Regions from separate parts of the Homo sapiens genome. Here region 2 is linked to region 1. The links are chromatin contacts, found by Hi-C or POLR2A ChIA-PET in ENCODE. All regions are on one chromosome and are shown on one strand. The core of a region is the stretch at or near the end of the contact, and the rest is flanking DNA. Distances in the headings are between cores, read along the strand shown. Region 1 has its middle 66 kb from the start of AXIN2. Region 2 overlaps CEP112 (centrosomal protein 112).

Evidence for each region. Hi-C counts contacts between places; a loop is a spot of excess contacts on that map. ChIA-PET counts read pairs that join two places held with the same protein, here RNA polymerase II (POLR2A). Pooled maps may share reads with other maps.
Region 2: a pooled map shows a loop between it and region 1 (4-fold over the local background). The contact joins two enhancer-like sites. A Hi-C loop is called at or near these places in 1 of 168 maps with a recorded cell type or tissue (PC-3) and 1 of 50 pooled maps. POLR2A ChIA-PET finds 5 or more read pairs at or near these places in 1 of 52 experiments (activated CD4-positive, alpha-beta T cell).

What each region holds. Positions count from the first base shown.
Region 1 is chr17:65,624,962-65,631,170 of GRCh38, forward strand. No RefSeq gene overlaps it. Among named protein-coding and RNA genes, the nearest start is that of AXIN2, 66 kb to the left of the region's middle. RefSeq lists an enhancer at 4,254-4,753. Within about 2 kb of position 3,475, at least 8 of the 41 ENCODE cell types and tissues checked have a DNase peak (open chromatin) inside an H3K27ac peak, as active enhancers do; they include PC-3, where a contact is called at or near this core.
Region 2 is chr17:65,740,201-65,746,409 of GRCh38, forward strand. It overlaps CEP112 (centrosomal protein 112), which reads right to left. Exons shown (of 27, transcript NM_001199165.4): 23 at 2,868-3,017. Among named protein-coding and RNA genes, the nearest start is that of AXIN2, 180 kb to the left of the region's middle. Within about 2 kb of position 2,656, at least 2 of the 41 ENCODE cell types and tissues checked have a DNase peak (open chromatin) inside an H3K27ac peak, as active enhancers do; they include PC-3, where a contact is called at or near this core.

The DNA of each region.
Region 1 (6,209 bases), core at 2,225-4,724:
CTCTCTTATCCACTACTTCTCTTTCAAAAACTCGTGCGGTGGCTCATGCCTATAATCCCAGTACTTTGGGAGGCGGAGACGGGCGGATCACAAGGTCAGGAGTTCGAGACCAGCCTGACCAACATGGTGAAATCCCGTCTCTACTAAAAATACAAAAATTAGCCAGGTGTGGTGGCGTGCACCTGTAATCCCAGCTACTCAGGAGGCTGAGGCAGGAGAATCGCTTGAACCGGGGAGGTGGAGGTTGCATTGAGCCGAGATTGCGCCACTGCACTCCAGCCTGGGTGACAGAGTGAGAGCCCATCTCAAAAAACAAACAAAAACCAAAAAAACTCCTTTCCTCAGCTTCCAGAAAGAACAGTGCACTCTCCCCTGGTCCTCTCTGATTCCTCTTCCTCTCCTTTTCTGTTTTCCCCAAGACCTTCCCCTTCTTGGTGAAACCACTGGCTCTCCCAGCATCAACTGTAACCCAGATGTTCCTGGCTTGACAAATCTCTGGGCCCTGACCCCGGTTTCCAGTTGCCTGATGAAGCTCATTATATCTAAACCCAAACTCATCCTTCTTCCCTGACTCAAACCTGTGCCACACACCTTTTGAGGCTAGAAGGCTTGGCCCCATGTCTTCTGAAGCTGGAAGCCTTGGCCCCACATCTGTTTCTTTTTTGCAATCATCTCATTTATTCAGGTGTCATGGTGGCTACTGAATCTTTGCCCCACTTTCCATTCACAGAGAAACGCCTCTCTCACTGACGACTTGGACCAATTTATGGGAATACTGCACACATTGCTTACATTTTTCTCTGCCTGCAGCCTCTTGTCTCTTCTAATCCAGGGGTCCCCAACCCCCGGGCTGAGGACCTGTACTGGTGTGTGGCCTGTTAGGAATGGGACCTCACAACAGGAGATGAGCCGCCTTGGAGCAAGCATTACCACCTGAGCTCCACCCTGTCAGATCAGGGTGGCATTCGATTCTCACAGGAGTGTGAACCCTATTGTGAACTGTGCATGCGAGAGATCTAAGTTGCATGCTCTTTATGAGTCTAATGCCTGATGATCCGAAGTGGAACCATTTTATCCTGAAACCATCCCCACTGTGTCCTACCCCCTGCCCCTACCCTGTTCGTGGAAAAATTGTCTTCCATGAAACTGGTCCCTGGTGCCAAAAAAGGTTGGGGACCGCTGCTCTAATCCACCCCATCTCCGCTGGGTGCGGTGGCTTATGTGTGTAATCCCAGCACTTTGGGAGGCTGAGGTGGGCAGATCACCTGAGGTCAGGAGTTCAAGACCAGCCTGGCCAACATGGTGAAACCCTGTTTCTACTAAAAAATACAAAAACTAGCCAGGCGTGGTGGCAGGTGCCTGTAATCTCAGCTACTCAGGAGGCTGAGGAAGGGAGAATTGTTTGAGCCCGGGAGGCGGAGGTTGCAGTGAGCCGAGATCGTGCCACTGCACTCCAGTCTGGGCAACAGAGTAAGACTCCATCTAAAAAAAAAAAAAAAAAAAAAAAATTCCATCCCATTTCATGCTGTAGCTGGACACATGCTTATACAGCAATTTCTGATGATGTTATTCCCCTGTTCAAATGACTCTAATTGCTCCCCTCTTGCTTATAAAATAACCTCCAAACTTTTCCTGCATGGAGACAATGCATTCTAGTGAAAAGAGCAAAAGTGAGTGAATCAGAGACACAAGGGTTCCAACTGCTGCTTTTGCCAGATGTTAGATATGTGGCCTTGGACAAATTTCCAAACTTCTCTTTGCTTCAGCTTCCCCAAATAGAAATAAGACTTATAAACTTATTGAGAATTGTCATAAAATTAAAACAGCCTTCATTTATTGAAAGTTTATTGCATGTTAGACTTTTTAAAATGCAACACCTCATTTAATCTTCATAACCATGTTCTACTATTCCTCTATTTTCTTTTTTTTTCTTTTCTTTCTTTTTTTCTTTTTTTTTCTTTTTTGAGACAGAATCTCTCTCTGTCACCCAGGCTGGAGTGAAGTGGCGCGATCTTGGCTCACCACAACCTCCGCCTCCGGGGTTCAAGTGATTCTCACGCCTCAACCTCCTGAGTAGCTGAGACTACAGGCATGCACCACCACACCTGGCTAATTTTTGTATTTTTAGTACAGATGGGGTTTTGCCATGTTGGCCAGTCTGGTCTTGAACTCCTGGCCTCAAGTGACCCGCCCACCTTAGCCTCCCAAAGTGCTGAGATTACAGGCGTGAGTCACTGCACCTGGCCTTATTCCTCTATTTTTTAGGATCAGGAAACTCGGACTCAGAGAAGCTAAGCACCCAGCCCAATTCCAGATCCTTAACTGACCTGTGCTGAGGCCTTGCCTAGTACTGCAGGTAGACAGTACATGTAGTTCCCTTTGTCTTCCATAATCTGACTCTGACACACCTTCAAAAGCTTATCTCATGCTAGTTTTCTCCCAGCAGTTGTCATCTCCATGGTCTGAACTACCTGACCGGCTGCGACTCCACCTACAAGGCCCTTCCCTGCATTTCTACCTATTGAAGTCCTACTGCTATCCTAAACTCTAGCTAAGTGTCACCTCTTCCTAGAAGACCTGATTGCAAATGTTCCTGCCTCCCTGGAAATCTCATAATACTTGCCATTTCTCTTACGCAAAGATCATGTTTTCTCTTATATTATCATTTTTTCCCTTTTGTGCATATGTTTTATTTTCCTTCTTGAATCACAAACTCTTTCTGGGCAAGGAGCATGTTGCCAAAGTCTTATTCAACCTTGTTTGCCTTTTAATTCCAGGCTCAGTCCCTGGGACAGATGAGGCACTTGCAAAATTCTGTAGAATATTTAATTTTTGCACAAATTTAATCCAGCTTTGAAGCGTTGAGCTCAATCTACAGTCTGCATGAAGTGAATGTGTTCCTCACGTGTTAGAGGTGATATCACAGGGAGAACAGTAATTACAATGTGAGATGGAGATGGGGCCAATTAGTCTTTCTTCTTTGCCAATAAAAAGGCAGAGAGAGTGAACATTATATGGTTTTAGGCAAAGTACCTGACAGCAGGGACCAGCGGTAGGAGGTCTACTTAGGTTTGCTATCTTAATTAGCCTATTTAAAAAAGATTTCTGGCACTATAAAGATGTGCGGATTTGCCTTTGAAGGTATATGGATTTACCATCACTCTCGCGTGCACGCACACACACCCTCCCACACACACCCCACAATCCAAATAAGACAGTAGAAAGGGTTTTAAAAGAAAACTCTTAATCTACCCCATTTCTATTTCAGCAGCTTCCAAATTCACATGCCCGAATGCAATAAATAAAAATACTGGAGAAGAAAATCAGATAATACAAGTGGGAACTCAGTCAGAGAAAGGTTCTCTAACATTGTAGGAAATATCACTCTAGGCAGAAAACTGCTACCAGATCCTTAACTCTGAGAAAGAACAGGTGGAGACATGATGAGTCAACGCCGCTGAGGCTTCACGCAGCAGCCACCGTGGCCCGGCTTGGGTAAATATTTTTATTACAAACACAGTGATGCGTAATGGGCCAAACGATCAGTCCTGACAAAGATTGCCCACAGGACTGTGACACTGCAGTAGCTGGGAAAGTGGGCTAGAACCCGAGCTTACACGAACCTGACGAGCAGCATCAGGGTTGATGTCAGGTTAGTGACAGCTGCCGTCACCTCACAGGAAGCAAAACTGGGAAATGCAAAATTCAGTTTTGAGAAATCTCAGTCGATGGCAAGACGTTTCTTTAAAAACTGCAAGATTCGCAGGACCCTCCACGATCCTCTTAGGCAAATATTTCTTCTTAAGGAAACAGTGTCTTTTCTATTTTTCTTTCTCCCTCAAACTCTCACAGGCTCTGCTTCTTGGACTGAGCTGAATTCAGTCAAACCAACCGTTTAGATGTCTTCTTTCTTCCTTCCTTCCTTCCTTTTCTTTTCTTCCTTCCTTCTTTCTTTCTTTCTCTCTCTCCTTCCTTCCTTCCCTCGGTCCCTCCCTCCCTCTCTCCCTTTCTTTCTTTCTTTTTTAGAGATGGAGTCTCACCCTCTCACCCAGACTGGAGTGCAGTGGCGCGACCTCGGCTCACTGCAACCTCAACCTCCCGGGTTCAAGCGATTCTCCTGCCTCAGCTTCCAAAGTAGCTGGGATTACAGGCATGCGCCACTACGCCCAGCTACTTTTTGTATTTTTTAAGTAGAGACAGGGTTTCACAATATGTTGGCCAGGCTGGTCCCGAACTCCTGACTGCAGGTGATCCGCCGGCCTTGGCCTTCCAAAGTGCTGGATTACAGGTGCAAGCCACCTTGCCCAGCCTGTTTAGCTATTTTCAAAACACCTGCGGATCACAGGGTTAGACCAATTGTCTGGTGACTGTGGCATTCAGTAAGATGTGGAGAGTTAAGAGAGCAGAGGGGCCGCCCAGCCCCTGCACCTGGCTCCCTTTACACAGTTACCTTCTCCCCCGACCCCCAGGCTCAGGCTGAGAAGAATGAGATCCAGGAGATGGGCTAAGAGGCCAGGAGAGAGAGAACTGGGCTGTGGTGGTGAGAAAGTGAGAAAGCTAACGGGGCAATTAGAAGGCTGATTCATTTGTTTATCTAGATGATTATGCTCTACTTAGTTGAATAGTTTTGAAGTGCTCTGTGGTTCAGGAAATTTCCTCTCAAAGGCTTATCAGGTCCACAGCCTTCCATGTGCCTGACAGTTCCACGAAAGAAGGCTCCTGAGCACAGGGTATGGGTTTTGAGGGACCTTTTAATAATACGCTTGCTAATATAATTAAGTCAAGTAATGCATACCAAACCTCAAGCCGAGGAGAGGTGAAAAAAAATTCAACTAAGGTTACTTCCATCTTTTAAAAGAACAGAGAAAAAAGACATGGCCTCTTAAATATCCCTAACTCAGGGTTTCCCAAGAAGTGTTTCTAAATCCCCAACTGGACCTGTGATTCTAGAAATGCAACATAGATTAACAGAATTTTTGAACAGGAAGGAACTTTTAAGCAATATCTTAGGTTTGGGCTTCTCTGATCAATATTTCACAGAACTCTACAATAAAATATGTGAGTCACAGAAGAAGCTGAAAGATAATTCCATGGATCAAATCATTTTAGGAAATTGCAGATTAAAGAAAGGTAGGCCGGGCGCAGTGGCTTATGCCTGTAATTCCAGCACTTTGGGAGGCTGAGGCAGGCGGATCACCTGAGGTCAGGAGTTTGAGACCTGCCTGACCAACATGGTGAAACCCCGCCTCTACTTAAAATACAAAATTAGCCGGGCATGGTGGCACATGCCTGTAATCCCAGCTACTCGGGAGGCTGAGGCAGGAGAATCACTTGAACCCGGGTGGTGGGGGTTGCAGTGAGCCGAGATCACCCCATTGCACTCCAGCCTGGGCGACAAGAGCGAAACTCTGTCTTAAAAAAAAAAAAAAAGAAAAGAAAAGAAAAAAGAAAGATAAATTGGTTTCTTTAGCAAAGGGTGTGGCAGCTTACAGACGGCAACAGATTCTTTGCCTTTGCTGGGTCTGCGTCCTCCGCCCTTGTCTCTGGGTAGGTTCTGTCTTTGACAGTTGAAGTGATCCTGCCAGTTTCTGGGCACTGGCCTTATGGGGTTGGTAGCTTCAATGTCTGGTCTCTGGCTGGGCTTGCACTGGAGGGCACCTCAAAGCTGCCATTCCCCAGCAGATGGGCAGCATCAGTTGCCCACCATGTGAATGGGTCTTGTGGGCTTGAGCCCTTGCCTCCCATGACTGCCACACCAGCCAACACCTGACTGCACCTGCCTGAAACCCAAGTGAGAACAGCCTAGCTGAGCCCGATGAACCCTCAGCACTGAGCGAGATGACAGGAAGTTACTGTTTAAGCCATTAAGTTTTGGGGTGGTTCATGTTGCTGTATGGCACACAGCTGGCAATCAGCAACTATTTATTTAATGAATGAATGACTGAGTGAGTGACTGAGTAAATGTGAATCTTCCAGAGGGTGATATAGCACGTCACATTTCCTAAATATGACACCTGAACACTTCAAGACAAATTTTGCAGAACAGGGCTTGACGGAATGCTAGTCTGAGAAACAATAAATGAGAAGGTTGAAATGGTAGAGTTTGGGAAATATTGGTCGAGTTATGCCCTTTTATGTTATAGATTAGAAAAGTGAGCCAGACAGGTCAAGAGAATTGCCCAAGGAAACAAAACTAATTGTTAGACTCC
Region 2 (6,209 bases), core at 1,406-3,905, 110 kb after region 1:
GCACAGTTTTCAGTGTATTTGCTATAGTTAAAAATATAGAAAGGATATAGAGAATGCTGGTGTTGCAGGTACCTGTCACATAAGAGGAGCTAAATAAATAACTATTGACTGAAAGGATGAAAGCTAGAACAAGCATCTTTTTGATTAGCTAAAGCTTAGTGCGATTATTAATTGCCACCTTTGGGCAAATTCTGAAAATGGTCAAAGGCTAGGTATATCTCTCAGGCAATTTAATAATGATAGGTATTGCCAAATTATCCTCAAGAAATGTTTTATCAAGTTATATTGCACCTGACTGGTGACCCTTTAAGTGGGTTTCAGTATACCTCAAATTTTCTCTAGAATTACTTTAATGATTTATCTGAGGAAGCATTATTATAAGCTCTGACAGAATGAGTACTAGGTTTACTCTCTGTCTCCATTCTTGATCACCAGCTTGAAAGAGGTCAGTTCATCATCAACCCAGAAGTGGAGTGAAGTATGTCTCACAATTAGCATGCACGCTACTTTTATGGCATTATTGAATATATCTGCAGACAAATGTATTTGGTCCCAGAAAATCAAGCCTCATAGTGGCTGTGCCTCTCTCTGAGTATCAATATCTATTCATGTACCTAAATCTATGTGTACAAAACACTTAAATATAATCAGAATGTCCAAATCAAACACCTGTTGCAAAAATGTTATATCATTCATGCAGAGAGAAGAATAGAATGAGAATATCTATCTAGGTTCATTTTGGCACTTGGTCATTTGACTCATTTTCATGGACAGAATGTAGTACACTGGGGTATGGTATAATAGTTAATAGTTGAGGCTCTCAAGTAAGACAGATTGTGGCTTGAAACTGCCTCTGCCAACTGTTCAGCAGGATGATCTTGGGCTAGTTATTTAACCTCATAGTCACAGTTTCCCCATTTGTAATATGGGGATGACAGAAATACCTTCCTCATGAAGATTACCATAAGGCTTAAATGAGATAATGGAACATGAGATGAATGAAAATGGCAGAGCCTGGAACATAGTACGTGATGAGTAAATATCAGCTGTTATTCACAGTATTTTTTGTGATACAGCCTTAAAAAAAGAGCCAAGGCAATAAACACTAATGAATCAATTACCTTAGCAACTTTAATATAGGTTAGTAAAAAAGAAATGTCATTTACTTTATGTATAATCTAAGTGAGTGAATCAAAACTTAGCTATATCTTACCTATATTGTAATTTTAATATTTTTCAGGTAACATATGGTACATATAGTTTTTATATATATTATAAAACTGTAAGAATTAATAACTAAATTATTATTAAATAATTTAAAAATTAAGTAATTTAAAAATTAAATAATTAAAACTGTAAGAATTAGTTTAAAATGAGCAACTGTACTAATTATAATTCTTTCAAGATTTTTTTAATCATCAAGAAACAATACCAGAACTATGCTGTCAGGAGTATATTCATATTTTCCATTTTTGCTTATATTTAGATTTGATTGCTCATTTAAAATTTGGATATTACCTACTACTTGGTATTTGGACATAAAGTGAAACAGAAATGCACTTAATATTTAAATTTTATAGAACTAAAACAATTTAAACAAAATATGCAATGCAGTTTATGTGAAGCAAAACAGTTATATAGATCAATGGAGGCACTTCCTGTGCATTTGTAAATGAAAAAAACTTGAAAGATGTTTTTAAACCACCAGAATATGAAAAAAAAATCTCTCTTTTTTTTTTGGTCTTATAACACAGGTAGGGGAAATAAGCTTGCAGGTGGAAATACATAGGAAAAATGTCATTAAAAAAAAAAAAGTCCTCAATGGTAAAGTGAAGAGGCCGGATGTAATGGCCTTGAAGGTTTTATCCATCTGTTAAGGCTTTTTATTCTATCTAGTGTTGTCTCAGCTTAAAGGGAATATATAAAAAGCAACTGACATTAACACTAACTCTTCCCAACGTTACTCAGATTGCCTGCAACAGGCTATAGAAAAAGAAGATGCAGAGGTGAGGCAGGAAAGGGCAGCTGTAAAACCCCAATTTTTCTTTTATTGTTCTTTGCTTTGTATGATTACTCCACACGCTTTAAGTATTGTTATGTCAAACTAAAGTCGCTGAAAAATAATCTTTTGCTGGGAATTCTTTAAAAATTTTTTGTTCTCTTTTAAACCTTATTTATAAAGGTTTCCAGATGCTTATCCTCACACATTAAACCCAGTATGATGTAGACACATACAATAATATTCACTGCTATGAAGCCAAGAAAAAACTACTTGAAGATCTAACTGCCTATCACTGAAAGAATCGGGGTCCAGAGAATTTTCTGGTGCTATTAAGGGTGTGATTCTCTGAAGTCATTTGGAAACAACCTAGTTTCTCAGCAGCAACACATCTATCCTGTACTGTGTCAAAGCACATCAAATGGTTGGCATTCCAAGCATCGAACAGGTTATTTCTCATTATGCGAATACATAATGAAAGGATGTGGGCAAAGAACAGAATGCAAATTGGAAGCTGACTTCTGACTTTAACAGCCAGCAGTGCTGGGCTCAAACAGTCATTCTAATTTCAAGAGACAATTCCAAAGTGGTTCTCAAGAGAAAGGACAGAGTATTTTTAAAATATTTGTTCAATGTGAATGGATTGGGCTTGCCAAAAATGACTTTTTATGCTGGCATGCGATCTCTTAGAGGGAAGTCAGCCTGAGTCACTGGATACATCAAAGGTAGAGTCCAGTGAATGGAATTACTGCAGGCTGTGTGAACAAGCCAGATACCCGCATTCATCTGCCCACTGCTGGGATTTCAGCCCTCCTTTTAATTACATTAAAGCAGCTGGTACCACTGGTTACTGAAGTCTTCAGATTACCTTGATTGCTTGGTCATTATCTCTAATCAGCTGCTTCTTCTCATCTTCAAACTTTTGTCTAACATCCTGGAGCCGCCTTTCTGCAGCAAGCTGCTGCTGGCTGTTCTCTTCTTTCAGAGAGGAAATGGTTGTCTGAAGTTCTGCTATGATCTAAAATGAAAACAGCATGCTATAACTTCAAATTCTTCTGGGAGAGGCATCTATTTTATATGTATTGATGCTTAACAAAAGAATGGATTTGACAAAACTCTATTCCACAAATTAAATATTTTCAATTAACATATCACACACTATAATGCATGAAATACCACACAATAAAAGACTTTAATAAAAATGTGAATGGTGAACAACTGCTGAACCAAATATACTTGGAAGACGTTTCCACTCTAACATTCCACAATATTTACTCATCAGAAGAAAGAACATCTGTGATCTCAAAAATATGAAAAGTGTCAGATTTTATTTTACTGAGAAATATACTTATTAGAATGAGAAAAGCTATTCTGCTTTTCATAATACTTTGAACTGTAATAACCAAAGAAAATAATGAACAGAGTTTATTCTTCAGTCACCTAATTCTATACAGTAATTTTTGGGAATTCACTAATGTTTGTGTATTGTGTTTAACACTTTAAGTTCTTATGTCATTTACTACTGTGAAACAGGTATTATTATTGCCTTTTATTTTTTTTTTTAATTTTAATTTTTTTTGAGATGGAGTTTCGTTCTTGTTGCCCAGGCTGGAGTGCAATGGCGTGATCTTGGCTCACTGAGACCTCCACTTCCTGGGTTCAAGTGATTCTCCTGCTTCAGCCTCCCGAGTAGCTGGGATTACAGGTGCCCGTCACGATGCCCAGCTAATTTTTTGTATTTTTAGTAGAGATGGGGTTTCATAATGTTGATCAGGCTGGTCTCGAACTCCTGACCTCAGGTGATCCACCCACCTCGGCATCCCAAAGTGTTGGGATTACAGGCGTGAGCCACTGTGCCCGGCCTGCCTATCTTTTATAAATGAGGAAACAGAGGCACAGAAAGAGGACAAATACCTTACGTTGTTGAAAATGACATCCAACTAAAGAGACAGGCAGGATTTGAACCATGCAGTCAGACCAATCACTGCACTAATTGGGTCCTTTAACCTGCCGACTTTATGGGTTTTTTTGTGTTTTTTGTTTGTTTGTTTGTTTGTTTGTTTGTTTGTTTTGAGACGGAGTCTTGCTCTGTTACCCAGGCTGGAGTGCAGTGGTGCAATCTCGGCTCAATGTAACCTCCACCTCCCGGGTTCAAGTGATTCTCCTGCCTCAGCCTCCTGAGTAGCTGGGACTACAGGCCACCAGGCCTGGCTAATTTTTGTATTTTTAGTAGAGACGAGTTTCACCATATTGGCCAGACTGGTCTCGAATTCCTGACCTTGTGATCTGCCCGCCTTGGCCTCCCAAAGTGCTGGGATTACAGGCGTGAGCCACCATGCTTGGCCACTCCGTTATGTTTCTTTAAAACAAGGTTTTGGTATTGCAGGGAAGTTTATACTTCCAAATAGGTTGTCCTCTTCCTAACTCATGGATAGTTATTTTGGTTTACATGGTGCCATTTTCATTCACTCCTGTAGTATTCCCTGCATTTAAGAATCTGTTCTCTCCAGACAGCGTTCTTCTAACTTCTCAAATTAACCATCTGATGAGAAACTTTTATATTTAATTGGCCTTATGAGAGCACTGTCCTTCCTTTGGTTTGGATGTATCCATTTCCTTGCAAATTCAATAGTGATGACTTTTTAAAAGCAGGAAATAGTTGTTTCTTCTAATAAAAGAAACAACATTAGACCCACGTTAGAATATAATTCTTTTGGTCCTAAGCAGAGGGGAGGGCAGTTGGTGAGAAACTCTGGACAAGTTATCTTTCTTGAAGCTCAGTTTTTCCAACTATTATTTGGTGACAAAACAAGATTACAGCATTATAAGGCAATAAATAGAAACTGTCTGGAGTCCCCCAGAGGCCAAATGCTATAGAAATACTAGTTGTTACTACTGACATAAATAATAGCATCTTGACAATAAAATATGGAGTATTTATGCTTTGAGAAGTGAGCAAATTCACTATACCAAAGTTTGACACTTGGAATTTGTCAATAATCAAATATTTAGCCGATTGTGAAATGACAAAATATATAATAACAACATGTCAATATTATTACATGCAAACTTCAGCCTTCTGCTATGAGTGGAGGCATTCATTTACTGAGAATGAAGATGTTTTCATCCATTTTCTGAATTTTGATTAAATATTGTTTCCATTCTGGCATCAATTCAATTAATTCTCATAGCACTTCTGTGAAACAGGAAAGGTTAAATTCTCATAGTAAATGTCAAAAATTGATGCAGAGAACAATCAACTCACAGTCACAGAGCCAGAGGAGCCAGGGATAAAAAAGAGTCAGATTTCCTTGGCCTAATATGAAATTTAAGATTGATCTTTTATGAGAACATGGGGCCAAATAGTAAAAAACAACTTACTATTTCAATGTTTTAAGCTGAGTAAACTATAACTTTGTAGAAGTGGGTTTAATTCTGGAGAGAGAAGGAGGGCAAGGCAGAGAATGACAGAGAGAGGGTGCGTGTGTGTGTGTTTAGTTCTGCGCAGTTTAACACATGTATAGATTCATATATCCACAACTGCAGTCATGTGATATATTTTTAAAGTACAAAGTAATTTTTTCTTTAAAAAATACTAAGATTGAGACTAGCTTGTAACTGACCAAAGAATAAAGATAAAAATATCCTGGGATACTTCAAACGGTCAAAGGCCATGGAACAGGGACATTTCTCATTTTCAGAACATTTAGGACAAAATAATTCAGGTTTTGAGGCGGCCGGATCACCTGAAGCCAGGAGTTCGAGACCAGCCTGGCCAACATGGCGAAACCCCGTCTCTTCTAAAAATACAAAAAATTAGCTGGGTGTGGTGACACATGCCTGTAATCCCAGCTACTAGGGAGGCTGAGGCTGGAGAATCACTTGAACCCGGGAGGCGGAGGCCGCAGTGAGCCAAGATTGCGCCATTTCACTCCAGCCTGGGCAACAAGGGTAAAACTCCATCTCAAAAAAAAAAAAAAAAAAAAAAAGAAAAGAAAAGAAAAAAATGCAGGTTTTGGAAAGGACTACAAGTGAAGTCCAGGATGTTCTAAGAAGGACGTGCTTGCTTTTGTGTGGAAAATAAAACCTTACATTCTTTGGGGGAATAAGGAGAGATTCCTCTGGGGAAAATAATGAGATTATTTTTGGAAAGATATTTTTAAAACTTAGGAAGGCGATATAAGGGGCAGAATGTTAAAACACTTCAGGT